Regions from separate parts of the Homo sapiens genome. Here all the other regions are linked to region 5. The links are chromatin loops, found by intact Hi-C in ENCODE. Cell type or tissue: PC-3. All regions are shown on one strand.

The links. A loop is a pair of places that touch in the nucleus more often than their neighbours do. Peaks named below come from ENCODE experiments on the same cell type or tissue, not always from the same donor. Only the 100,000 strongest peaks of a DNase experiment are listed, where the experiment ranks them.
Region 1: it touches region 5 in a loop (12-fold over the local background); 25 of 110 quality-filtered maps call a loop at or near these places.
Region 2: a loop joins it to region 5, with 4 times the contacts of the local background. A loop is called at or near these places in 10 of 110 quality-filtered maps.
Region 3: a loop joins it to region 5, with 14 times the contacts of the local background. A loop is called at or near these places in 53 of 110 quality-filtered maps.
Region 4: a loop joins it to region 5, with 14 times the contacts of the local background. A loop is called at or near these places in 8 of 110 quality-filtered maps.
Region 6: a loop joins it to region 5, with 7 times the contacts of the local background. A loop is called at or near these places in 5 of 110 quality-filtered maps.
Region 7: it touches region 5 in a loop (7-fold over the local background); 13 of 110 quality-filtered maps call a loop at or near these places.

The regions. Positions count from the first base shown.
Region 1 is chr6:114,302,505-114,306,504 of GRCh38, reverse strand. All of the region lies in intron 1 of HS3ST5 (heparan sulfate-glucosamine 3-sulfotransferase 5), which reads left to right. All of the region lies in intron 9 of HDAC2-AS2 (HDAC2 and HS3ST5 antisense RNA 2), which reads right to left. Among named protein-coding and RNA genes, the nearest start is that of HS3ST5, 39 kb to the left of the region's middle. In PC-3, a CTCF peak has its summit at 1,995 (motif pointing right); no DNase peak of the experiment used is centred here.
Region 2 is chr6:114,085,754-114,089,753 of GRCh38, reverse strand. All of the region lies in intron 3 of HS3ST5 (heparan sulfate-glucosamine 3-sulfotransferase 5), which reads left to right. HDAC2-AS2 (HDAC2 and HS3ST5 antisense RNA 2) reads right to left here. Exons shown (of 10, transcript NR_125845.1): 5 at 735-817. Among named protein-coding and RNA genes, the nearest start is that of HDAC2, 120 kb to the right of the region's middle. In PC-3, no CTCF peak of the experiment used is centred here; no DNase peak of the experiment used is centred here.
Region 3 is chr6:114,106,709-114,110,708 of GRCh38, reverse strand. The region is part of intron 3 of HS3ST5 (heparan sulfate-glucosamine 3-sulfotransferase 5); the gene reads left to right. All of the region lies in intron 5 of HDAC2-AS2 (HDAC2 and HS3ST5 antisense RNA 2), which reads right to left. Among named protein-coding and RNA genes, the nearest start is that of HDAC2, 140 kb to the right of the region's middle. In PC-3, a CTCF peak has its summit at 2,136 (motif pointing right); a DNase peak (open chromatin) is centred at 2,168.
Region 4 is chr6:114,338,004-114,342,003 of GRCh38, reverse strand. All of the region lies in intron 1 of HS3ST5 (heparan sulfate-glucosamine 3-sulfotransferase 5), which reads left to right. HDAC2-AS2 (HDAC2 and HS3ST5 antisense RNA 2) reads right to left here. Exons shown (of 10, transcript NR_125845.1): 10 at 1,275-1,482. Among named protein-coding and RNA genes, the nearest start is that of HS3ST5, 3.0 kb to the left of the region's middle. In PC-3, no CTCF peak of the experiment used is centred here; a DNase peak (open chromatin) is centred at 2,093; H3K4me3 peaks cover 2,815 bases; H3K27ac peaks cover 1,712 bases.
Region 5 is chr6:113,992,579-113,996,578 of GRCh38, reverse strand. It overlaps HDAC2-AS2 (HDAC2 and HS3ST5 antisense RNA 2), which reads right to left. Exons shown (of 10, transcript NR_125845.1): 3 at 3,092-3,236; 4 at 519-979. Among named protein-coding and RNA genes, the nearest start is that of HDAC2, 23 kb to the right of the region's middle. RefSeq lists an enhancer at 1-271 and a silencer at 540-834. In PC-3, a CTCF peak has its summit at 1,549 (motif pointing left); DNase peaks (open chromatin) are centred at 708 and 1,538; H3K4me3 peaks cover 346 bases; H3K27ac peaks cover 1,517 bases.
Region 6 is chr6:114,746,489-114,750,488 of GRCh38, reverse strand. No RefSeq gene overlaps it. Among named protein-coding and RNA genes, the nearest start is that of LNCPOIR, 200 kb to the right of the region's middle. In PC-3, CTCF peaks have their summits at 2,187 and 2,389 (motif pointing left); no DNase peak of the experiment used is centred here.
Region 7 is chr6:115,894,952-115,898,951 of GRCh38, reverse strand. No RefSeq gene overlaps it. Among named protein-coding and RNA genes, the nearest start is that of FRK, 160 kb to the left of the region's middle. In PC-3, CTCF peaks have their summits at 2,004 and 2,204 (motif pointing right); no DNase peak of the experiment used is centred here.

The DNA of each region.
Region 1 (4,000 bases), 310 kb before region 5:
ACAATGTTTTAGTAATGTTATAATTCAAAATTGGCTCTGAGATATATTCTAGGTCAAAATTATATACTATTTGTAATCCAGTGAAAAAATTATTTGCTTATAGATTATATATATGTAATAATTTATATGTAAATGATTTTACTAAGAGATAAAGGATGAGAAGACCAAAGATGTCCCCTAAGGATGCTGTAGGAATGAAGAATATATATTTTATATATATATATATGTGTGTGTGTGTGTGTGTGTGTATATATATATATATATATGTATATTTCATTTACAGAAGCTTTGCCTTAAATAGTCCCTGAATAAATGAGAAAAAAAACTAAACTGAAATTTGGACCCTTATGAGAATAGAAGGATATGTTGAACATTTTTTAATAGTCATAATTATTTAAAAAATTACATTCAGGCAAAGACTCCCAGAATTTAAAGCACTTTCTTAGAGGCAGAATGCAATGGTAATTGTACAGGAATGCGACTTTGGACTTTCTGAACTTAAGTGTTTATGTCTGTTAATTCAAGATGCCAACCAGTTGGTCTCTCAGTTCAACATTATGTAGTCCAGTGTATTATGTCAATCCTGCTTCTCAAATTGTGGTCCATGGACCCCTGAAATCTTCTAGTCACTGTCAAGAGAGTCCCATAATAATATTAAGGTGCTCTTTGTCTGTTTCATTGTGTTGAGATTTGTATTGATGGTGCAAAAATCAGTGGTGAGTAAGATGCTGGTGCCTTAGCATGAATCAAATCTAAGTGGCACTAGACTGATTGTATTATTTACTGCCACATATTCACGTGAAGAGAAGGAGAAGAGACAGGAGAAGGAGAAGGCAACTTTTCTTAAGAGTGTCCTTGATGAAGCAGTAAAAATCTCAACTTTTGAGCATGGTCTTTTTAATAATCTGTGTGATGAAATGAAAAGTACACATAAGATACTTTTACTGCATACCCAAGCACAAGGGCAGTCTTGAGGAAAAGTTCATGTGGGTCCTTTGAGTTGCTAGCTGAACTAGCCACTTTTTCATGGAACATCATGTTTACTTGAAAGAACAACTGTCAAGCTGCTATTATTCATAGTTGGGTATTTCACATGCATTTTCTGAAAAATAACATAGTGAGTCTGTCACTTCAAAAGAACAACTGACAATATTTGTTTTCAAATTTGAACTTTTACTTGAAAGCTTGAATTTTAGAATTAGAAAAAAGTATTAGAAAATTGTATATGCCACTCTGAGTATGACTGCTTCTGAATATGTAAAGACTTTCCTGATGAGGTGGGTGGTGATATTAATGAATATGATTTTTAAATAATGACATATGTCAACATTTAGGAGAACTGCAGAACTCAGTGCAATATTTTCAAAATGACCAGTACATGATGGTAAAATTTATGCTTAGTAAGAGATCCATTCAAAGTGAAAGATAGGCCAGTGAATTTTAATGTAATAGAGTACATTGATATGGTTTCAGATTTCACATTGCAACTAATCTTTAAGAAATGATTACTTGTCAAGTTTTGGTGTAGTATTAAAGAAAAATACCCACAGCTATTTTAAAAAGCTATTCAATTACTCCTTTCTTTTTCAACTCTATGTCTATGTGAGAGCTAACTTTTAAAAATATACATCAACCAAAACATCTTGCAAAAGATTGACTACTGAAGCATTTATGAAAATCCAGCTGTCATTTATTATGTCAGACACTAGAACTTTTCAAACATATAAAACAATCTATCTCTTCTTGCAGTTTTTGTTTGCTTGGAAAGGACAGTTATTTTTCATAACAATGTTATGTGTTAACATGGAATGAGTTCATTTTTGCTATTTTTAAATGAATGATTTTTTAAAAATCTGTTTTAATTTCTAATATGGTTAATAGTAATAAATAAAACCTACATGAAACAAAAGCTTCTAAGACCAAAAAGTTTGAGAATCGCTGATATAATCAGGGTGGTTTGGAAGCAGCTATTCAAATCCAAAATAAAGCTTCTTTTGCCACTAGAGGGAGCTTCCATTTTACATAAATGTATTGTATAGAGGCATTAAAAATTTATATGAAAAATAAATGTGAGAGTTCTAGAATCACAGCACTTACTATGCAGCACAAAGCTTTGTGAGAACACTACTGCTTTATTTCTGTGGTAGCCCTTTAAACAAAATGGAAGGATTTTTTTCCTACATTCATAATTGTGTTTGTGCCTAGTATGCTTGAGAAAATGATGTCAACATTAGATATTTAAGAAAACATCACAAATTCTTAATATATGATACCATATAGAAAGAATTCATTATCTTTTTCATCTTTCTAACTGCTTCCTTATAAGTAGCAGGTGTTGATGTAGTTCTTTCTTTTCTGACTGACCTTTGAGTAATTGCTAATTGAGTGTAGGTCAGTCAGAAATACTTCTGACATCTTGTATTTCTCCCAGAGACATTTGTATCAGTTACAGAGAAATGACTGTGCATATGGAAGCAATGGGGAAGTCCTGAATGATTTAGTTCTCTTCTCTGAGGTCCACATGGAATCACACCACTACTGCAGCCAGTCATTACTGTGGTTTTATAAACTCTCCCTCAGTGACATGCATTTTTTAAATAATAAAATTTATCTTTCTTTGTCTTCCTGAAGGCTTGATATGGAAAATCACATTCTGATTTATGGGCACAGGCTCAATAGATAAAGCTGCTAGATTAATTTTGTAGATATTTTAGAAATAATTGCATGCATTATATTTCATAAATAATCTTAAGTAGACAGTGTTATAGTAGAATTTAAGTTAAGCACATCCAAATTTGCAGCACCAATGTTGGTCCAAATTCTTTAGGATGTTTGTCTTCTTAGTATGATGTAATGTGCCCTGATAAGTACCAACGTGAGAAAACCCCTGTAAGAAAAATCATTTTCCTTGAGTACTTTCTTCTTCCTGCAGAGCCTTTTCTTATATTCTCTTAAACTAGTGGTTCTTAACATATTGAAGTAAAAAAAAATTGTTTTTAAATCAGGTGGAAGCCATAGTCACTCTGCCCAGAAAAAAAAAAATGCAAACACAGTATGATATATTTTGCTTACAAATTTTCAGGTTTTTGGACCTCCTAAGTCCATGAGAGTTCTAGGTTAAGAATCCAGACTTTAAATCAATAGGAAACCAGTGAAGCTAAAATGTGGCAGGTTTCTTTTGAGGTGGGGGTGGGGGGACTGAGGAAGGAGAGTATAAATATCTGGGACAAACATGCGTTAATCACCTTATTTATTTGAAATCACAAAAAAATCTTTGGGAATCCTGAAATACTTTTAGTAAAGGCTCCAAAATCCATTTCTACTAAAATATTATATATATAAAAGCTAGAGCTGAAAGCTTAGGTAGAGTTGAGGCCGGACTTGGTGAAACCTGGTTACACCCCAGTGCAGAAATCCATCCAACCTGCCAGTCTCCGTCATGGATTTTAAAAAGTGATGTATTTAGAAAAGCAGTATTCAGTCCATCTTAGTTTAAACAAATTAAACTTTTTTGAGTTTCCAGGAGCCAAATTAGTCTCAAGAATTCATTAAGAATAACTACACAAGTTTAAGTTATATAAAAGAAGCTAAGAGCATTTTAAATGTGGGCAAACAACTCACAATAGTAACATTAAAGTTGTTCATCCATATTCAGTTTGTAACATTTTCACTCTTAATTGAGAAAGGATTGTCATAATATATTTCAACTATGAATAATGAAGACATAAAATGATTTTACTAAGAGATAAAGGATTGGAGGACCAAAGATGTCCCGTAAGGATGCTATAGGAATGAAGACGAGAAAGGAGAGTAGAAAGACAGTCCTTTGCTCACAAATTCTTGGCAAATGTTGACAGTTGAAGCTTACCCAGAAAATGAAATAATTTTTTCTTTCTTTCAAAATAATTGTACCCCGCATCTCTGCTCCCTAAAATGTTTGTGAAGAATTTTCATTATTACACATTGCTCTCCAGATGTCCTTCTTTTAATCTCACATTTA
Region 2 (4,000 bases), 93 kb before region 5:
CTCAGCATAATGAATCTGTGCTCTTATCCAATACAATTAATAATGAGAAGCAATCAGAGAAGCAATCATAATATTTGAAAATAATATAGAAGACACATACAGCTCCAACATTTCTTAGCTATGTGACGTTTGATCAGTTTAAGTTAACTTCTTTGAGTCTTTGGCTCCACATTTCAAAGTGGAAGCGCTAATAAAAACTAATAAGTTTGCTTTGAAAATTTGATGATATAGAATACATAAGACAGGTGCTCTGTAAAATATCAAGCAACAAATAAATGTATGAAAGGGACCAGGACACGAAAGGATAGGGGATCAATGAAAATCCATCACTGATAATTAGGAAAATTATTGAAAACACATATATACTCTTTTCTGCACAGAAAAATGCCAGCAAGATCAGCACTGACCAACTTGGAGAGGGTCATTCAAAAAGGAAGGAAAGGTGTAATTAACTATTGTGAATCCACATATGCCTAGATGCCATTGCCAGAAAAACTGTTAAATGGCTAATTTAATGGTTGGCTGAAATTCTGTTTTAAATATAGCTCCCCATTGCTTCCCAACTGTCCTTCCCCTCTCTACATGGTAGAATGAAAATACTACTATTCTGAGAATCAGGGGCTATGTAGCCTAGTTTGAGTTCACCAGATGTGTTTACTTTGCACTGATCATTTATTCATTCATTCATTCAGCCAATGTTTACTGACCTCTTAAGTATCAGGTCCTGTACTTACCACAGGAGACAGAGCAGTATACTTCTCACGTGCCTTCCTATCTAGCAGGGGTCTCTTAACTTCTCCAGCCTCAGCTCCTTCATCTGTAAGAAGAGGGAAATGAGCGCAGTGCTCTCTGCAGTATCTTCCAGCCCTAATGTTCTTAGTGTTGATTCTCTCTGAAGATTTTTGTTCTTTATCCTTCTCTAAGGACCTACAAAATCTTGCTGAGTCTTTCCCTATTCATTAAATTATGAAATGTTGAGTCTGTATATATATTTACATACATGAATATGTATATATATACACACATATCTGTATATAGCCTATAACCTATTTTCTAAATAGAATTCTTCCCTTCAATTTATGTATTGCACATTTTTGAGAGTTATTGAGGGAAGTCACTGTGCTATTTGTGAAGGCATATGCAGATAGGTGTATCAAATAGTCCCTATCTTCTAAGTACTTATAACGTAATAGATGAGACAAGATAAATATACAATAAATACACATCAGAATCCTTCCTTTAGAAGAAATCCCTTTCCATTAGTGGGATCAGAGGAGGTTTCTTCCAGTCAGTGAAGCTAAAGTGAGCTTGGAGGAGAGGATAAGATATTGATAAGAAAAATTAAAAAAAAAAAAAAAGAGAAGATCATCCAGGAAATAGTATAGGCAGAAGAAAAGAATAAGAAAGCACAGAATCTCTGAAAAAATACTGGCCATGGTGGACATTTCATATGTGGGATGTGAGAGTTGAGACAAGTAGAGGAGATTACAGCCAGATGTGAATTACAGCACAAAATTCAGGTGCTGGGATTTTATGCTGTAGGCTAGCACATCCCAGTAGAGTATAATACAAGCCACAAATGCAAACCACGTAGGTAATTTACAATTTTAGAGGCCTCATTAGAAAAAGTAAAAAGAAACGGGAAATTAATTTCAGTGATAAATTTTCTTTACCCAATATAGGCATCACAACATAAAATCAATATATTTGACATTCTTTTTTTCATACTATGTCTTTGAAATCCAGTGGACATTTAACACTTTTGGTACATCTCAAGCTGTGCTCATGGCTAGGGGCTAGTGACTACCATATTAGACCATGCAGTTCTAGGCTATGGAAAGTTATTACGGGGTTTTAGAGGGAGAGTTGTTTAGTAAAAGCAACTTTTAGGCAGCTGAATGAGGCTTTTGTATGTAGATGTGTATCAGATTGTAAGGATGTTATAGCACAGGACAGAGAGATGAACCTGTTGAAATCATCTGGTTTTGAAGCATGGTGGTCGACTCACAGGTTATGAAAACTTGGGAGAAACATTGAGGCTACACAATCCAATTAAAGAGAAAGTAGTGAGCAATATGCTGACTCATACATTTAAAAAAATAGAACTATTCTTTTGCATAGAACTCTTTTTTGCACCTGATTATTTTGTTTATCTCACTGGGCCTGAGCCACATTAGGTTCACTCAATTCCACAAACAAGGATCAAACATCTAATAATGAACTGCACCAGGCTTTGGGGATTCATAGACGTACAGGCCATTGTTCTTAATGTCAGTAACTTAATGTCATGGCAATTACACAACAGAGGGCAAAAGCTATTTTGAAGCCTTTGGAAACACAAAATAGGAACTATCCAATTCTGCCTGGAAAAATCAAGAAATGGGGCAAGTGACACCTGAGCTGAATATTGAATGATAACTACAATTTCTACAGGTGGAAATGGAAGAACGGGCATCATGCAGGGAAGGAAGAACAATGCTGGAAATTTGGAAAGTACCTGGCATGTCTGGGCAACAATAAATATCTTCCAAATTTAGGGTCTGTGTGGACATTTATCAGAAATGAAGCCAGAAAGGCAATTAAGGGTGAATTGGAGGAAGAGGGAGGTCAACATGTAGCTAAATGCAAAGTGGCTCCACTTTGCCGCAGAGACCTAGAGCCTCATCAAGGAAAGAGGGCACTTCCAGAGCCCACAGGTGAGCACTGAAGAACATGGCTTTAACCTGAGAAAAGACAGAGAGGAGTCAGCTTCTGTGAGAGTTATGTGAAGACAATAGTTTACAGATTACAACCCAGAACACTGACTTGGTGTCAGATATAATGATCTGCCTTTTCACCGAAAAGTATTTGACATTTCACTAAATTGACCTTTGCTTGCCAATAGCAAACTCAATTGCATTATCTTCTCTGTTCAAAGTTTAATAGTATAGTCATAGGCACAATGTATCTCTTGAAGGTGAGCTTTTGTTGTTTGGCATTCTGTGTTCCCCGAACAAAAAGCTTCAAGAAAAAATCACTAGTTTTGTTTTTTCTTAAAGCTACAGGTGATAGGGAAATATGCCTGCATTAGTTTTCTATTGCTGCATAACAAATGCCCACCACCATGGAAACTTAACATCCATTTATTAGCAGATAGTTCTTTAGGTCAGAAATCCAGGTAGGCTCAACTGGATTCTCTGCTGAGCATCTCACAAGGCTGAAATCAAGCTGTCAGGTGGATTGTGCTCTCGTCTGGAGATGACTCTCGGGAAGAATCTGCTTCCAAGTTCATTCTTGTGGTTGGCAGAATCCAATTCCTTGTGGTTGTAGGAATGAGGTCCCGGTTTTCTTGCTGGCTATTGACTAGGGGTCACAGCTCCTAGAGGCTGCTTTCCAAATCCTTGCATCTTCAAACTAGCAACACTATGTTAATCCTTCTCTTGCTTGGAATCTAATCACTCCTTCTGCTACTTGCTAGAGAAAATACTCTGCTGTTAAAGGGCTTATCTGATTAAATTAGACCCACCTGAGTGATCTCCCTATCTTAAGTTCAGCTGATTAGTAACATTAATTACAATCTGCAAAATCTTTTGCCTTGTAAATGTACTGCAATAATAGTAGTAACACCAAGACAAAGGTTATGGGAGCCATGTACAATTCCACACTGCCTTTAATAGCATGTCAGAGTAACTTTCAAATAGAACCGTTTTTTTTCCTGTAAACTGAAAGAAGCATTTGTTGCTAAAAATGAAACAAAAACAAAATAAAATCTTTGAATGTCCATAAAAGAACAGATATAGAAGTTTTTCCTCTAAGTGGCTGATTAAATGGGGGGGGGGGCAATGAATTTATATGAATTTAAGAGAAAATGAATAAAATAAAAGCAATTTTTATTTCTGATAGTATGGTAGAATAGGTACCCTATATCATTTATATCACCCTCACTGTTGAAATAACTAAAATATATGATGAAATATTTAAAATATATGTCTAAATCTATAAATATAAAACTATATCTATG
Region 3 (4,000 bases), 110 kb before region 5:
TTACTCTCTTATATCCACTCTCCCCAAACCCTTCTTTCAACTTTTCAATTTTCTAAATATCCTATAAAGCCTAGCTCTTCCACAGAAAGTCCTTTGACTGTAAGACCCAAACACTATTCATTTCTGATTTCTTTTGGCCTTGGGTTTAGTACCACCATTCCAAAGCAAATGGCCTCTACTGGCTAGTTTTCACATTTAACAATTTGAGGTTTGTAAGGACAAAACTGAATTCTTACATGGCTCTTCTCATCCCTACAGAACCAGCCTGGTCCTGGGCACAGAGTCATGCTCAAAAGCATGTTTCATTGATTGATTTAATGGATAATTAATGCATGTCTCAACTCACCACCCAACCTCCAGCACACTCTAGCTGCCTTTTAATAAACATCTAGTATGAAATTCATTTTGTGATGGCAGTGGTGACAGTGGCAGGGAAATAAAATAATGTATAGACTCTAGGCCACAGTTACATATTTCATCAACAACAACAATTTTAATTACTTTTTGACAGATTAATTTGAAGTAGGCTAAGGGAAAATCAAACCAATTCTCTAATAAGCCCTCATCTATCAAAAAGTCATCCCAAGAGGTGAATATTTTGTATGTAAATGTGTGTATATGTAAATGGCATCACTGTAGTCCATCGTTTCTGGGTCCCTGCCCTTGAGGAGCTTACAGTAATTCTGGTTTGAAGAATGACATGGCATGTTGAGAGAGAAATCATTATATTATGTCCATTTGACCATTATATAAGTCCAGCTAAGTTGGGATTTTTGTTTATGTTTTCTGCAGTTTCTCCTAAAAGGTAAGCACCATGAAGGCAAAGACTATGTCTGCACTGTCCCTTGTTGTAGCCTTCATAGCTAACACAATGCTTGCATATAGTAGGCAATAAATAAATATTAAATTAAGGCAGAATTGCTATTTGACATAAAGAAGACTGGGGAGTGAGAAAGGGAAGGCAGTCAGTACGCTCTAAGACTGCAAAGGTAGCACACACTGTGGTAACATGGTGTATTATCTACACCTCTCATGAACAGCAGCCATGGACCAGGTCCTCCCAGAAAGGAGAGCGATGAGGGTCCAGGGATATCCATTACCCAGGAAGCAAGACATGGCCAGAGAGGAAGGGAAGGAGTGCTGTGCTGCAGCCAGACAGCTGGAGCTCATGAACACCAAGTATCTGTTAAGACTGGCCCCGGGGAAGTCCAGCCTTGGCTCCAGAGCTACTGGATTTTGGCAAGGAAGGTTTTTAAATTCTTGGTCCCACTGAACAGGCAGATGGAGGTGAGCTTCCCCAGCCAAACTGGGCTCCTGAGCTGTGGATCTGAAGGTAGAGCCCCTAGGGGATTTCACCCTGAGGAAGAGTCCTCAATGGTCAGCAATTTTGCTCTTGGTATGAAAAAATAATACATAAATGCATATATATATATATACACACACACATATAGATACAAACACCTTCCGCTTAAACCTTTAATCAGTGCAAGGGTTGCTTCTGTTAGGAGAGTAGTGGAAGACTTTCAGATACATTTTTTTTTTTCTTGAGACAGGGTTTCACTTTGTCACCCAGGCTGGAGTGCAGTGGCACAAACACAGGTCACTGCAGCCTTGACCTCCCAGGCTTAAGCAGTCCTCCTGGCTCAGCCTCCTGAGTAGCTTGGACTACAAGCGCCTGCCACCACATCTGGCTAACTTTTGTATTTTTGGTAGAGATGGGGTTTTGCCATGTTGCCCAGGCTGGTCTCCAACTCCTGAGCTCAAGCCATCCACCAGCCTCAGTCTCCCAAAGTGCTGAGATTACAGGAGTGAGCCACTGTGCTTGACCAGTTACATTTTTAACAGCTTTATTAAGGTAGACTTGACATATAATAAATGGCACATATTTTAATTGTACAATTTGATAAGTTTTGACATATGTATATACCTGTCACTACAGTCAAGATAATGAACATATCCATCACCCTTTCCCCCTAAAATGTCCTTATGCCTCTTTGTTATCTATTTGTGCCAGTTAATGTTTTATTACTTCTCAGCTCCAAATGCATTTTTTGCCTGCTCCATGAAAATGGACCTAGGTCCTTTAAATATTTTCCCTTTGGAGCTGTCAGCATGTTGAGCTTTGTCGGTAGAGGGCGCCGGAGAGATATTACCAGAGGAAAGGGTTTCCCTTCTGGGTTCCAGTGTGTGCACTGGACAGGCTCTTCTAGGGGCCGGCATCACCAGGTGGCCACAAGCTCCCTGCAATACGTCCTCGGGCATTTTCATAGGTGAGTGCCTCTGATGAGACACGTTCTATGAACAGCTCCTCTGGCACCCTAGAAAGTGGATTTCAAGCAACTTACACCAGTGCTGCAGCCAGTTCCTTTGCTGTCTAGTTCTGTATTTCAACCTTATTGAGGCGGTGGCAGAGGGGCGAGGAGTGGGACTTTTTCTCGGGTGCTCTGCCTCAGCATTCAAAAGCGTAGCTGCTCCTTATAGCTGCTATTCCTGTAGAGTTCTCTTTACCCCTGGTTGCTCCAATCCCTTGTTATAGTTAGTAATTCTTTATATTTTCTCTGTTTTAATTACTGTACAGATTCCCTCTCTTGACTGGACCCAGACTGTATCTACCTTCTCATATATCTATATTTACATGCACACACGCACACACATCTGTTTATATCTGTATACCTATATCTGCCTTCCCATGTGAATTTCCCTATGAATTTTAGAACTCCTATCAATTTCTACCCAAAAAAGCCTACTGGAATATTGAGTAGAATTACACTGAATCTATAAATTAATATAAGGAGAAATGACAGCTTGGCAATATTGTGTTTTCTAACCCATAAACAAGTTATACTGCTCCATTTATACATGCATCTTTAATTTCTCTCGATAATGCTTTTTAATTATCAGTGTACAGGTTTTGCATATTCTTTGTCAAATTTATTTCCTAAATACTTCACACATTTATGTTACTGCAATGACATTGAAATTCATATTGATCACTGCTAGTATATAGAAATACAGCTGAGTTTATATGCTCAACTTGTATTCTGCAACCTCACTAACTTATTCTAGTAGCATTTTTATAAATTCCATCAGTCTTTCTATGTAATCATGTCATCTGCAAACAAAGACAGTTTTACCACTCCCTATCCAATCTGTCTTTTCTTTTTCTTGCCCATCGCACTGGCTGGAACTTTCAAAACAATGTTGAGTAGAAGTGGTAAGAACAGACGTTGTCTTCTTCCTGATTTTAGGAGGAAAGCATTAAGTCTTATTAAGTATGATGTTAGCTGCAGGTTTTTTGGTGATGATCTCTATCAGATCAAGGAAATTCCCTTCAATTTCTCATTTGCTGAGAGTTTTCATCAGAAATGGACGTTGGATTTTCTCAGATGCTTTTTTAGCATCTACTAAGGTGATCATATGGTTTTTCTTTTTTAGTCTGTTACTCTGATAAGTTACACTATTTGATTTTCAAATGTAAAACCATCCTTGGGATAAACTCCACTTGTTCATGATGAATTATTTTTTAAATGTTTTTCTATTTTTCTTCTCAAAAAGTTAGAATATAAAACTTTTGGGAAGGGGAAAAAACAGCGAGGAAAATATGCTGATGCCTTCTTAATCTCTTACTCAATTTTAGTAAGTAATTTGAGCTTTGGGGAAGAATAGAATCTATGTTTGCTTCCCATTACTTCTCAGTATCATTTCCAACCCAAGTCTTTTTGTTCAGTTTCTGAGATGGGCTTAATGAATTTTTTTAAATATACCATTTGTTGGTCTTCTAATTTTAGCATCAGAAACAAAGTCTGAGATGTGATAAAATACATAACAATCTTATAGAACTTATATCTTACCTGGTAACTTTTCTCCAATAGAACTAATATTCAGGTAGTTTTTCCTTGTTAATTATTTTCTAGGAATAGATGATTGTATGTGTTCTCAGAACCTTGTCTTGATTTTCAACTTTTATACATTGTACCTTGCATTTCATAATTACCTTGAA
Region 4 (4,000 bases), 350 kb before region 5:
GTTAAACTAGTGCGAGATGAGAAACGGCGGGGGCAATTCCTGGGGTAAAATTAGACAGAAGGTGTCAGTCAGCCTGCCTGTCTGTTTCTCTCTCAGTCTCTCCCAGAGCGCTGGGTAGCGCTCTCTTTGAGGGAGAAAGGGAACACGCGTTTACTGCGCTCGCCAGAGTTTAGGGGTTCGCGTTCGGTCACTTCTGGGGTGGCTGTGGAGCTGTTTGGAGCGCGAGGGCAGCTTTGGGACAGTGGGGGCCTGCGAGGCCCCAGCAGAGGACAGGCAGAGGGCAGGCAAAGAACAGGCAAAGGCTAAGTTAACATGTGGGTGGGGTTTTCTCTTCCCAGCTGGCCCCCCCCACACCCCTCACAGCCCCACTTTATGCATCTCTTCCCACCCAACACACACGCGCGCGCGCGCGCGGGATGGATGCAGTCGAAGGGTGGTCATACTGTTACTACAAACAAGTCTGAGAGGTCGCTGTCGCTACTCACTGGAGCGCTGAGACTCCTGCTCCTGTTACTTGGGCGACCACCTTGGTTTAGGGCAACCTGCAAGGAGCGTCCAGCTTAAGGTGGATGTCTTTACCTGGAGGTTCCAAGCGCCCAGCAAACAAACAACTCCGGAGTCACTTCACCTTGGTGGGTTTCCTCTACTCTTCCGCTTCCCTACTTCAGTGCTTCAGGGCACCCACCCAAGGGAGCTGATGCTCACATTCGTGGTCTACCCTGTCTTCACCCGGTGGGACTCACTCTCTCTCTCTCTCTCTCTCTCTCTCTCTCTCTCTCTCCCCCTCTCTCCCTATTCCCTCTCCCTCTCCCTCTCCCTCTCCCTCTCCCTCCCTCCCTCCCCTCTCTCCCCCTCTCCTCTCTGTCTCCGAATACGAATACCAGTTTCTTCTTAGAAAACACTGGGGAGAGATTTAATATTTGCAAAGTGCTTTATGTCATATTACTTCGTGGATACATTTAATAGCACTGTAACTCTTCTCTGATTTATGTAAACTTGGTCTGATAAATAGCATGCAGGGTCGGGTTGGGTGGGGGCGAAAGTGGGTGGGTGGGCCTTCTTTCTGTGCTAATGCTCCTTTCTAAACTGATTTGCTAGAAGTAATAAACAGCTGGTGCTTCTCAAAGGTTTTACTTAGTAGTTTCTACATATTTCAGAGCTTTAGACAAATTACACATTATAATTTATTTCAAATATATTAAGGTCTTTTCAAGAAAAAGTTGAAGATAATAAAAGGGGATTACAAATATGAATATCAAAAATGATTATTTTTTAAAAAAGGTTTTATTGCTATCAATTATGTTGCAATAGATTTTTGTTGTTGTCATTGTTACCTTGGGGTTTCCTCCTAGTGAAGTTTTTAAAGAAATGAAAACAATACTACTTACCTTCCTCTCTCTGTTTGGTCATTGCTCAAAGTAACTGCATGAGCATCAGGGCAGGCTTCTTAACTTCAGGAATATGAAGTTATTCACCAGTGAACTGATGGAGACACAAGAAGATATTACAAGACACATAGCAATGGGAAGGAAACTGTTGCTTAAATTTAACCGCCTCCAGTGTTTTAACAGTGAAAAAGAAAACTGCTTTGGCCTCTCCCAAGCTACTCTGGCCTTTTAGAAACACTCTTTTTTCAATTAATAAAACATATAGAAACATCATTACTTGAGAAAAATATTTTCAAATAGGTATGTAAGCAAATTACATGGGAAATTATGAGCACAATATTCAATGGAGTATTACAGCAAGTACTGGGATCCTGGTTTCTAGGTTGAGCCAGAGCTCATGCTTAAATTTTAACATTTGAAGTTGCTCCCTTTGACATCTTTGTGAGGAGGTGTTGCCCAGTGTTTTCATTATGCTTTTATCATTGTCCTCACCATTTTTGCCGGCATACACAGATGTTTTTGAATGAATAACCTTCTTACTCACTGAATTTTCACTCATTCAAAAAGTATTTATTGAGCACATGAACACACACAATATGCAAAGTTGAGCTGGGTTGTTATTTTAAACAAAAAGGGAGGATTTCTGGTAGAAGCAGGAAGCTTACTCCTACACAGTGTAAATAGAACTGTAGAGCAGTGGCTTACTTAGGGAAGCAGCATCTTGCCCAGAGTAGGTGGTCAACAAAGAGCTGTTGACTCAGAAATCACATAAGATATTAACCAGCCAACTTTGTTTCCCTCCTAAATTCTACAATTATCCTTATCCCACCATGTCGTTAAGATGTGACTCAACTTCAGAGAATTGATGTTGACTCTAATCTCCTTGCTCTTTGTCTGAATACTTTAGAGTAATATAACTATCTGTGCACTGTATGATTTCTAGCTCTGGCTTTCTGTGTGTGATTTCTATGGAGTAATGCCAGCTCTGAATTTGTCATTAGTATTCATTTATGAGTAAATGCAAATATTCTTGTTGCACTGAAAAAGTGAATTCGCATTCATAGAACACAAGAAATATTTTGCTCCTAAATCTTACCGTCTCTTTATTTTTACAATCTCAGAAACAGTAACGTTTTTTAAAAAAGCAATTATATATAAATGAACAAGTTAACAAAAGTAGTTATTTAGGATTTTTTAGAAAAGGGGAAATGTCTTATGGAAATTTTAGTTGAAGTGAATTTTATTTGATGCTCTTGACATGTCTAGCAGGATGGTCTATTTATTGTAGGCACCCTCATTTCATGAATAAAATAATTCTCAAGGTAACTTCCTAGTAAAAGGGGCTAGTGGAGGAGAGAATGCTTACTAAAAATGATTCCAATTTGGGAATAGAGTATGAGCAGTAACACTAGAGTTGTGTTTGAACATTGAAATTATGTGAATATTTCTATATTTCATTGGTTTTTATATGGATGAATTTTTTGGATTTCTAAATACTTTATCCCAATATTTTCATATTCTGAGATGATTGCAATTAAGTGAAGACTTATTATTTGGTAATGGAATAATAGTTTATTTTAAGTACAGGTGAATAGCTTAAAAGAGAGAACAAGTCAAGTTAAGGAAATTGTTTAAGCCATAGATTTCAAATCATTTAAATCCTTTCCATTTTTTGGTGAGGGGAGCTCAAAACAAAAATACCTAGTTAAACTTTTCATTATAAATTAAACTGTTACCATTCAGAAAAATCCTGTATTTTAGGCTTTCTGTGAATTCAACATTAATTGTTTCAAGTTAGCAAAAATGTAACCTTTTGTATATATTTTCTGGTATCTAATTTAATTGTTGACAAATTTTGCTGCCTCTGGAATCAATGTTTGTTTCTGAGTTTTAATGTTATCTTAACCTTTAAGCAGAAGTGCAATTAAAGCAAGATATTAGTAACTTCATTTAAAAGTCACCAATCTAAGTAAAAAACATTTCATAGTAGCTAACCCTTATCAAAAGTAGAGTAAAAGATTACATATGGAAATTCATATAATGTAGATAGGATAAATGAACCTCTCTAAATCTCATATGGAAGTTCCATTATGGTGTCTTACTATTAATTGGCATTGGTCCAGTAGATTATTTTTCTTCTTCTTGAAGTTTTATGAAGGAAAGCTATGTCCATATTAAGAAATGGTTGAAGAGTTTATTTGACTTTAGACCACTTTGCCTAACTTGACTCTGCATGGGGGAGGTAAATTTTATTTATATTTATTTACATATACATATATTTATGTATATGTATGTATATATATACACAATGTGTATGTATATATACATTGTACATATGTAAATAGTATATATTTATGTTTCTGTTTATGTATATATCTGTTTTTTAATAACCTTGTACAACAGGAATAGAATCCCTTTGTGCCATACATGGTTTGTGAAGTCAGCATCACTTTGAGAATGATACTCATAAATGCTCTACTAGTTTGATATTGAAAATATGGAGTATGATACTTTTTTTAAATAATTTATTTAAGAAACACTTGCAATAAATTTTATTATGTGCCTGACAATGTCCAAAGAGCTCTACTCATATTAACTCATTTAATTCTGGT
Region 5 (4,000 bases):
GAAAGCTCTTCTGGCACAGGACTTAGCTGCTGCTGACCTCCTTTATGTTATCAGTGGACAAAAAGGCTGGTTAAAACCTGCTTTGATGCCAGGCGTGGTGACTTACACCTATAATCCCAGCACTTGGGAGGCTGAGGCAGGCAGATCACTTGAGGTCAGGAGTTTGAGGCCAGCTTGGCCAACATGGTGAAACCCCATCTCTACTAAACATACAAAAATTAGCCAGGCATGGTGGTGGGTGCCTGTAATCCCAGCTACTCAGGAGGCTGAGAGAGGAGAATTGCTTGAACCTGGGAGGCGGAAGTTGCAGTGAGCCAAGATGGCTCCACTGCACTCCATCCTGGGTGACACAGCAAGACTCCATCTCAAAAAAACAAAAAACAAAAAAACAAAAAAAATACCACCAAAAAAACAAAACCAAAACCAAAAACCAAAAACAAACAAAAAAACCTGATTTCATATAGTTTCCTGGTGATTTTTTGTTTTGTTTACCGCTGAGATTTAAAATGGTTGCTTACCTTAAGAGAAAGAGAGTATGCTTGTAAAATTTAAGTGCAGGACCAAAGCATGGAGCAGGACCAAGGGAGCAGAGGGTGAGCACGCAGGAGACCACAGCTACTCTCTGCCGTGTTATAGGAGAGGGTAGAGCCAGCTGGCAGACAGCAGGCTGGAAGCCAGCAGTTAGAAGCAGCAGCTGTGGGTGACCTCAGCTGGGAGAAATGAGAAGGATCCCTTGAGTGGAGAGATGTGACGACAATGCTCATAAAACCATTGTTGCTTTTACTGAAAGAGCAGAGGTCAGATGTCTTCAGACATTAGAGGACAGACAAGTCAGGTGAGCTGCTTAAAAATTCAAATTCCTTGTCCTACTTGAGTCTTGGGGCTCGAAAATCTTTATGTTAAACCATCAACACAGATGACTCTGATCCAGCTCTTCCAGGAACCACACTTTAAAAATCCCTGGACTAAGATGCAGCATCTGTGAAAATAAAACACAAAGATTTATGACAATTTTGCAGGTGATAGGGCTACATATTTCTACTTAGGGATATGCCTTTGTTTAACCCTTTTTAAAAGTCTCACCTACTCATGATATTAAATTACTTCAGGGTTATTTAATTAAGTAAGACACTTCCATTTTCCGATATTCTGACTTCTTGTCAGACAGTGTGTCCCCATTTGGAGTGTTCTAAATATAATCCTCATTTTAGAAGAAATTATGCTCTTTGCTGTTACAGCAGTTGTTTATATTTGTTGCTATTTCATTCTTTAAAAATAAAACCATATGGAGATACATGCACAATTCCTGCTTCTCTCAGTTACCTACCCAGAAATAAAATAATTCTAGCTATAATTGAGTCTAAGCTATGCCAAGCCTGTCTGGTATCCACTGTTTGAAATGTCTGCACAGAGCCTTGAAGGAATTCATTGTTCTTCAAAGTGCCAGCTGTACATACTGCCATTTCCTGCATGGCTTCTGCCACTCAGGAATGCTGCACCCTGGTGGTTCTTTAGTGGTGTCTTTTTTCTCCATTGCTTCATTGTGGGACCCACAGTGTCTGTCTGAAGATACTGCACCACAGCTCAAGAGCACCATCTTGGGATGCACATTTTTGCAACAGATAGAGGATTTGAGTGGCATAGAATTCCATAACTGCTAGAGGCAAGTGCAGTAAACCTAGAACAAAAAAATTAAAAGAAAGAAAGAAAAGGGGCAATGGGGCAGTTACTTTAACCATGTGCATTAGCTTGGCAATACCTCTTAGATTTTTTCTTGGTAGGAGATGCAGACTTTATCCAAGAAAGACAGTGCTACTGCCTTCCACAAAATTTATATTTTGCTATTTTTGTCTGCAGGTCAAGGTCACAGTCAGCTTTGAAAGAATCAGCTATAAATCTAATAAGGGCAAAGAAACTTAGAGGGCTTTATGGAAAAGTAAGTTCTTTTCAGATAGCCTGCAAAAATGTGCTGGCCTTAAATCACCCCATTGTAATATTTGAGATATGCAAGAAAATCATTGAACTTTGGGACCATTTTCAGAAAAACAAAAATATAAAAGTACTTTTATTTTCAAATCTCTAAAGTGAATCATCAGTAAATTATCACATAATCTAAAGGTTTGACAAACTGGGTCATTGCACCTTGGATATATGTGTTAGAAATTCTGTGATGGAGTCTCATTTGGCCTTTGGTGTTTCCAGGCTAGGGTTTTCAGCACTGATGTCTTATGCTGGATCTCCCTCAGCTGCCCACACACCCCATGGAAATGGGACAGATGATGCAGTTGGTGGATGGGGGAAAGAAAAGTGAGACTAATAAGAGGGACCAGACTGGGAAAGAATTCATGTTTTTCCTCATGGTAATTAGAGAGCTTGATGTATACGCAAATTCATATACATTTCTTTAGGTTGCCATAGACACTGATGCCAATATTCCCTTTCATCCTCAAATTCTCTCCCTGAGCATAGGCAGGCTCTATAACAATGTCAATGCCAATCTGTGTGTGGAACACCAACTAGGAAAAAAAGTTGGATGGCATTAATTTCACATGTGAAGTGGTCTGAACAATGCAACTAGGAGTTAAGAAAATGCCAATAACAGCCAGGCGCAGTGGCTCACACCCAGTAGTTTGGGAGGCCAAGATGGATGGATTGCCTGACGTCAGCAGTTAGAGACCAGCCTGGCCAACATGGTGAAACCCCATCTCTACTACAAATACAAAAATTAGCCAGCTGTGGCACACACCTGTAATCCCAGCTACTTGGGAGGCTGAGGCAAGAGAATCGCTTGAGCCTGGGAGGCTGAAGTTGCAGTGAGCCAAGATCGTGCCACTGCACTCCAGCATGGGCGACAGAGCAAGACACCATCTCAAAAAAAAAAAAGAAAATGCCAGTACCATCTCTCAGCCTCCATGGTGTCTAGGCTGTTGTGGAAGAATGAGCAGCCTCTCTTCCAGAAGCTTGAGGGGAACTGAACTCCTGGGGGACAGGCAGGAGATTAAATTTAAGGCAAGAAGTTTGAGGATGTAAGGAAATTAATTAGATATCAGTTAGGGTAATGCTAGACAAATGCTAACGAATAAGCCCTCACATTTCAGTGGTTGTCGTCACCCCCAGGTTAAGAGTCCATTGCAGGTGTTCTTCGTTGGCTGCAGCTTTTCTCCATGGAATAGTTCAGACATCCAAGCTCCTTCCATCTTGTGGCTCTGTCTTCCCCTAAAGCTACAGACTCCTTCCTATTCAGATAGGGGAAGAGAGTAGAGAAAACAATCATGCTTTTAAAAAACCCCATCTGGGAGGTGACATAAATCTCTTTCTCATTTCATTGATGAAAACTAGTCACATGGCATAATCTGGATGCAGGAAGGGCTGGAAGATGCGGTTCCTGGCTGGGCAGCCAAATTCAACTGACATCTCTACACTGTGAAAGGGGATGCTGAATTTTAGGGGACAGCTAGCCATCTCTGCCATGTAAAGTTTTGATAAGGCATAATGGACAAGACTAAGAAGGAAACCAGCAGAAGAAACGGAACATTACGGGAACTGGACAAGACAGTTAACTAAAAGGAATTGCATTTGTCTGGTATCCTGGCGTAACAAAGATGAGATGGATGACTGAATTAATTATCTTTGAAATTTGGGGGTAAGGTAGTCTAAGAATTCAGGCATGATGAGATTAGGAGGCTTTGCTCAGTGCTCAAATCGGATATAATCAAGAACCAGGCCAAGCATGGTGACTCACGCCTGTAATCCCAGCACTTTGGGAGCCTGAGGTGGGTGGATCACCTGAGGGCAGGAGTTCGAGACCAGCCTGGCCAACATGGCAAAACCCCATCCCTACTAAAAACACAAAAATTAGCTGGGCGTGGCGGTGTGTACCTGTAGTCCTAGCTACTCAGGAGGCTGAGGTACGAGAATCCCTTGAATCCAGGAGGCGGAGGTTGCAGTGAGCCTAGATCACGCCACTGCACTCCAGCCTGGGTGACAGAGCAAGACACTG
Region 6 (4,000 bases), 750 kb before region 5:
GCACAGGACTCAAAGCCATTATAGCTCTTCAAATCTTTACTGTTCTTCAAGAAGTATGAAACCAAAAAACATTAATCTAAGGTACATGTATTTAATTTATTTTCTAACTAGCAAAATGATGAGTATTAGAATGTTGGCTTTGAGTATCTGTATAGTCCACATTTTCATCATTGATCAATGAACAATACTGATAAAATTCTTATTTCCCAGAGAAAATACACAACCAATATCCTTGATTGGAAAGAATAAATCTAAATAAAGTCACTGTGGTCTACCATAATTTTCAACCCTCTTGGATACAGTTTTCTCATTAAAAACAAAACATCCCAAAACATGCAACAAAAGTTTAACATTTAAGAAATAATTTTGCTTAGCTGTGAAATAATCACAGTTCTAGCTTTCCCCTTTTCTTGATGTCTCCTCCTTTTCAACTTCTGTAGCCAGCTTCTTACTTATTCTAAATATTTAATAGTCAAGTTTCTCAACATTGGGTAATAGGCCCTCTTCTCACTCTACATTCTATCCTTGATTAGTCTTGTCATTGTCAACTCTCTTGCCTTTAATGACCATTTCATGGCCAATAACTCCCATGTATGCAGTCCAATTACATTGCCTATTTCTTGCATATGCATGTATATAAGAGCAGAGGCCATAATATATGAGTAACTTGGCATCTTGGATGTCAATGTGGATGACTTACAACTATTACAAACTTTTCAACATTCACATATTTAGAAACATGAATTGTTAATCTTTTTCTGCAAAACTTGCTTTTTCCCAGTCTTTGTTTTAACCAAAAAGGGCATGTCTTAGCCTTGTCATTTCCCTCTCCATCATTCTATAGATTCATCAACAAGTCCTCTTGACTCTACTTCGTGTGTGTGTGTGTGTGTGTGTGTGTGTGTGTGTGTGTGTGTGTTATTTTCTTCTCTAGTGTCACCACCACAATTTCATCCACCATTATCTCTTACCAGGATGGCCACAAAGGCCTTCTAATAAGTTTACCTGTATCCCTTCTATTTCCACTCTAATTTTTTTCACACATATGCCAATATAACCTTCTCAAAACATAATGTAGATCATGTCACTTTCCAGTACAAAACTCTTCCAAGCCCCATTACATTCTGATTAATATCTAAAATTTTAAATGTGTATCTTATAAGGCTCCTATAGAATTGTAAGTTGCCTTAGTTCTCCTGCTTTCACCTACCCTGACCTGCATCCCTTTGATCACTCAACTCCAGACTCAATAGGAATCTCTCAGTTCCTCAAATATGTCAAGATCTCCTGTCTGTACAGTTCCCAAAGATACAGTTCTAACTGGACTATTCTTTCTTCTTCCCAGTTTCCCTTCTCATGATTCACTTAGATAATTCTTAGTATCCACCACATTAAAACTTCCTCTGAGAAGACTTCCCTAAATACTTAACCAAAGTTATAATTCCATCATACTTTCCCATTGCAAACAGTGCTTTCTCATAACACTTTATGTTATGTAATCCTATATTAGAATAATTATGTGTTGAATGCTCTCCTTTCTTCTTAGACATGGGATAATGTGGTCATATTTGTTTTGTTTAGAATTGTTTACCCAGATGTAATCAATAAATAGATCATGTTAAATAAAATATGGGTTTTATTCTGTTTGATATCAATGTAAAATATTCATAATGACACTGACACAAGTTGTTTCCTTCAAAAGGTTTTCTTTTCAAGTTATATAGCTTAACATGACTTGTGAATTTGTAAACAGTTGCTAAACTTCTTTATGAATAATCTTTCTTACATCACAAAGGATTTCTCAAATAATTTCCGTCATGGGATTTAAAAGTACTTGCTCACAGCTTGCTTAGAAGACACTCTATTTGTTTCCTTTAGTAAGTTAGTTTCCCTTAATTCAGATGTAAAATATTTGAAGACTGTGTCTTAAAAAATGTATGAATTAACCCTCCCACATGTAAAATATATTGCATATACTGCCTGTCAAGCAGGCAGACCCTCTCAACTTCCAGATTTTTTCTATCCATAATTACATGAACCTGATATGTATTACGTCATTAAATTTGTAAGGTCATTTGCATTTTACAAAGTGCTGTCAGCACGTAGGTCATAACGGCTGTAGAAGATAGGATACTTCACTGGGAAAAACACATTACAAAGAAAACATAACTGTGGTAGTGTCACAGCAACTCACTCCAGAAACTAAAGTGAAGCAATGTTATTTTAATAAGATACTAGAGAGTTAGCAGTTCATGTGACTTTGAGTCATCTTGTTTTTCTTTTATTCTTACCAATTGTGCTATCATTTTGTTCTTAAAAGCCGGATTTTCTATTAAAATTCTGAAACTGTACATCACTTCCTTTGTCCAGTAACTTGCTCCCCCTGGTGGTGGTCTTGCCAAGCTCAAACAGTCATCAGATATAGATATTTAATTTTATGATTCGGATTTTTCTTTTTCTTAATTTGAAGACTGACATCTCGATACCATATTTCTAGGGGGATATAAATTGTCATGAGTTGTCACTGAACTTATGGTTAAAAAGTACTGTCCATTGATTTGGAGAGATCATCCCAGTGATATCTCTATTTCAAAAAATTCATTATTATATTTTCTAAATCAAACCATTTTATATGCTAATATAAGGGTTACTATTAAGAAGCACAGTGACAGATAATAATTGAGTGTTCTGCTTTTTGTAAAGTAAAAGCAAGTTTCTTGGGAAAGTAAAGGAATAAAAGAATGGCTACTCCATAGTCAGAGCAGCCAATAATTAAATGTTTATCATAAAAGTCTGAGAAAATGGACTAATATTCAAGAATGTGGCTGTGGGGAGGCCAAAATGTCCTGTTTGGGAAAAATCTTGCATCTTGACAGCAACATTGTTTCCCATTTTACTGACTATTACTATAACTTAAGGAGTTCCTTTTGAAATCACTGAGTGCTTCTGGCATAAAAGAGATACAGGTTGAAAAAGAATTAGATTAAGGGAAATAGCACTTACTTGAACCTAGTCATCTGAAGTAAGGTGGAATATTAAAAATAAATGGCCACATCTCTGAAGATCATTAAAAATAAATGATCTTTTCTAATTTGACATCAAGTAAATACTTCATATATTTAATGCTGGCAGTATACAAGCTTAATTCTAAGTCAAATGCTAAAATCATATATTTGTGTCAGAACATCATACTGGCATCCAACTTAAGAAGACTTTAGTGAAATGCTCTCAGAGCAAAGGGGAGGGAAGCTGTCTTCAGCTGAATGTATATATGCTCCCAATGCGTACTTGAAATGTTTTACTTGGGACTCTTCATACTGAAGAAGGCATTCAGAAGGAAATCTACAATATATTTTCCTCAGATGTCCTATCATGAGGACTTTGCATTTTTTAAGCCTTTCTATCTGTCAGAGCCCAGTGAAAAGATGGATTCACTCCAGTAAGTTTTAAAAAAGTGACTGGCTTTTAAGACTAATGAATAAAAAGAGAAAATGGAAAGAGAACTGGGAACAAGGGAGAGAGTTGAACATTTACATCAGAAATAAAAAGACTTTCAGAATGTTTTTGGCTTAAAAATATTGTTTACATAATAAATGCTTAATAAGATTTGGAATGGTTTGGAATCTAAGGAGTTAGGAGATTTTAGGGACATTTCACTCAACCATTCAGCACAGATTTATAATAATGCTACTGGATTTATCCCATCGACATTAACTATTTATGGTCTAGCAGGTACCGTAACTATGCCCAAACAGTAACTAGTAATTGCAGTGCATTAAAAACACTCTGGAGAAATCATCTATGACATTCTCTTGTAAGATCAGGGCATCTGTGAAGGTCTTCTTTACTGATTTTGAGATATTGGAGATTCAGGAAGGGAGTTAAACCTTTTCCACTTATGGGACCCCTAATCTTAACAGAGAGCCAGCAAGTCCCTGCAAAGCACTCTGTTCCATTTGCCATGAGACTTCGTTGCACATAATTCTCTTCAGCCAATTAA
Region 7 (4,000 bases), 1.9 Mb before region 5:
AAGCTATAAGAGAAGCATGGAACAGATTCTCCCTGAAAGCTTCAAGTAGAACCCAATCCTGTTGACATCATGATTTAAGACTTCTAGCCCTAGAAGTGTGAGAGAATACATTTCTGTTATTTCATGCCACCCAGCATGTGGTACTTTGTTCTGGCAGCCCTAGGAAACAAATACCAATACAAAAAATAATCAACCACAGAAAGTACATCTTTCTCTTCTAGTGGGAATTTCTTTTCTTCCAGGTTACACGTTTTCCCTGTGGATACTGATAGACTCCTAAAAGACAACAACTGAACAATATATGTATATTCCTTAAAAAAATTTTTTTGAAGGCAAACATTTTCAAGTATAAAGTCACATCAAATTTCATGGTTCTGAGTCTAACTGGAATACATTTTTATTTAGTAATGGCAAAGAAAGATTTCTGGTTCAAGATCAAAGGATTTGAACAATTCCTATAGATTCTTGGGCTTCCAATGACATCTTCACAATAATATGCAGCAGATGTGCTGCTGTTATGAACCAATGTGTCATCATCCTATCTCCGAGAAAAAAAAAAAACAAAAAAAACACAGGACTGTGTTTGGGAAAGGGGGGATGGGCAAGGACTAGCAAGGAGACACACTCATTTTGAAAAGTTTCTGGGTGCCTGCACTAAACTAGCTTCACTCTCATTTTGTCACTAATAACTGGGAGAAAAACCCTTTCACTTTAATATTTGTTAAAGAAAAAACTACTAGATAAAACTCAAGATACCTATTAAAAAGGAGAAACTCATCAAACATTAAAAAAAATACCAATTGGGTACTATACACTTGGTGCTTTTGCATAAGTAAGTGATCTTGTAAATCCTTTAGTACACTCTGAGGTAAAACAATCACGGATTATTTCCCCTATATTTTTCAGCCAAGGAAACAGCATCAAGGATGATTTTTTTTTACTCCATCAACGCCACACAACTTGTCATTTGCAGAGTTATGATCCAAACCTCTAAATCAAGTCTTCTGACTCAAGAGGAATAACCAGTTGCCTCTCATGCTAAACTGCACTGCACTAACAGTGGGCAGAACTTCTGCCCACTAATCTGGAATATGAAATATATTATGAAACACATCCAGGTTAAAATAAAACTCAGTAAAAGGGATGCAAAAATTGTTTCCTTCTTGGGAACGAGAAAATTGATATTGAAGAGTCAAATCCGGTTTTGGTAATTCAGACATCTATTTGTATTAAGTTGACCAATTTACAAAAAAATAGTTTTGAAATCCTGAACCTATATTCACTAAGAAAAGTAGAAATGACGACAGACATTTAAAATGAACAGACATGCAGTGGGTTTTGATATTAATCTGCAGTTTTTACTTGGGAAGGGGCTGCCGATAATGCTTCATTCATGCTGATAGCTTTGTAGCTGGTCCTGTGGGATCCTGCACAGTGTGCCCCAGAGAAATCTCGTTCTGAGAGTGTGGTCTGCGCTGCTCCAGAACGCTTTGCTAAATATCTGCGTTAAGTTTTTCAATGGCCCAAACTATAGACAATTAAGTTCTGGGTCTTAACCCATTGACTCCCACAATGATGGCATAATATTGGACTTGCTCATGGATCATGTCGCAAATTGTGTAGGAACATGTTCACAAATGGCCTTCAATCCGCTATCTGAGATAGAACTATTTATAGACCCTTATTTCTTTTTAGCTTGTTGGTGTATTCTCTAATCTACCGACCAAAGAAAACTCATCTGGAATTTTTGCTGTAGCAAAGATGTATTGACAAAGGAAAGATATCTTCCTTTTATTCTTTCTCTTTCTTATGCAGCCTTTTTGATTTAGCGGTGTTTATAACAAACTTTTCCTTGCTTTTACTTTAAATGTGTCTCTGCAGGAGGGATACTTCTGGTCATGGCAGTCAAGTTGTATTGTCAAAACCATCTCTGGGGACTCTGAGTGGGTCGTTACAGCTGAGGAGGAGTCTTCTTTTGCCATTCTGAGGTCAGTTTGCTTTTGTATATTTTTTATGATTCTAAGTTCATCTTAGATACTCAATTTCTGCTTTTTAATTCAGTCTTCATTGAGAACATATTAACCATTAAGTTATGTTTTTCTTATGAAATGTGCAAATTCTCAAAATGCCATATATTATAATTGAGGATAAAGTGGAAACTAAGAGCAATTTTTTCCTCCTCAAAATTACAGCATGGAGACTACCCACTAGAGGGTGTCATTGAGCTATTATGGTATGAAATGACCTGCTCCCACAGAGGGTTTGTTTCCTGGCAATTTTGCATCTTGAGTGGATAATGTGGATTGTCTAGTGGGTAAGGGAGAAAGCAGTGATGCTTCACAGATTCCTAAGGTTCTATGTGTCCAAATGGATAAAAAGAAAGAAAGAATATGTATGTATATAAATTTGATAAACACAACATAAATCGTTGCTCACAAACAGGCACACATAAGTACACCTTAAAACAAAACTCCACAATGACCTAAAGATTACTGCCTTTAGCAGAAATATTATTTTTTTCCAGCATTCAATAAAGTGAAGACCTATAGTGCTGCTTTTGGTCACACAGATTAGTGTGTTTTTTTAACCGGAAGATTCATGGGACAAAACATTTCCCTTAGCTTTACTGGGTTTTACTTGCCATTACCCCTGAATATGAGATTGGGCTAAACATTCCAATCTAGATGAACCACAGTGTAAAATCAGATCAACACCCACAGGACTCCAAGATACCTACAAGCATTACCATTTGCTCTTTAAATGTTCACATTTAAGATGCTGGTTTGTTATTCTTTTGATCTTTGGGGGTTGTTAACTTTATAATATTTCAGCGTGTCAATACAATTTTGTAGTTGCTAGCCTGAGCCCTTTTAAATATTTTAGCATGCATCTTTTCATTAGGTTTTCAAATAAAATCAAATCAGTGGTGTCCTTCTTAATGTTGAAAGACTGTCATTAAAAAATAATCCAAGTTCTTTTACCTTTGTTTATAAAGGTTATTTTCAAATTCTTTATCAATTAAATTTTCTAATGTTCCATTTCCGTATTGTCCATTTCTTGGCTTGAGCTGTCATAGCAAATTAATTAATGGCACAGTCTTTCTGATTGGTTATTGTACATTTTATTTAAGAAACTCAGAAGTATTTAATTGGCCTGGAATGTGGCCATTTGAATCAAGCTGTTCAGGTGCATGCCTTTGCTTGTTCCTACTTTCACCATGAAGAGACATCTATTAAATACCAAGTTTGACCTTAGAGAAAATAGTGAAATTGATGTCCCTCAATTATCCCTTCAGTTAGTTTCAAGTGTTTAGAATTTTCCTATCTTCCCTGGCTTTCAAGGAACTCTCTTTTATAATTCCTTTCTCTTAAATCCTCTTAACTATTACCACTCACAGGTTAGTAATAGTTTTAATTAACTTCTTATTGAAGATTACTTAAAATAATGTTCTCTCTTGTCTATGGCTTTAGTTACCATATATATTCTGATTAGTCTTATATATACCAATTCAATATACCAGTTCAGTGATTCTCAAATATTTTTTTCTTAGTAACTCTTTACACTTCTAAAAACTATTGAGAACACATCAAGAGTTTTTAATTATGTGGTCATATCTATTGATACTTATTGCATTAAATATAGAAAGGTTCTAGAACATTTACTAATTAATTTAAAAGATCCACTACTTATCCATTAAAGTAATAGATCCATTACTTACCAATGTAAAAGTACTAATATTACCTACTAACATAAGTAATATGTTTTTAATGAAAAATAACTATGTTCCCAAACTAAAAAAATTAGTGACAAAAATGACACTGTTTTGCATTTTTGCAACTCTCTTATGCCTGGCTTTATAGAAGACAGGTAGATTCTCATCTGCCTCTGCATTCAATCTGTTGTGATATTCTGTTTTGGTTGAAGTATATAAAGACAATTTGGCCTCACACAGATATATAGTTGGTAAGAGAGGTGTATTAGTCTTTTCATGTGACTATGA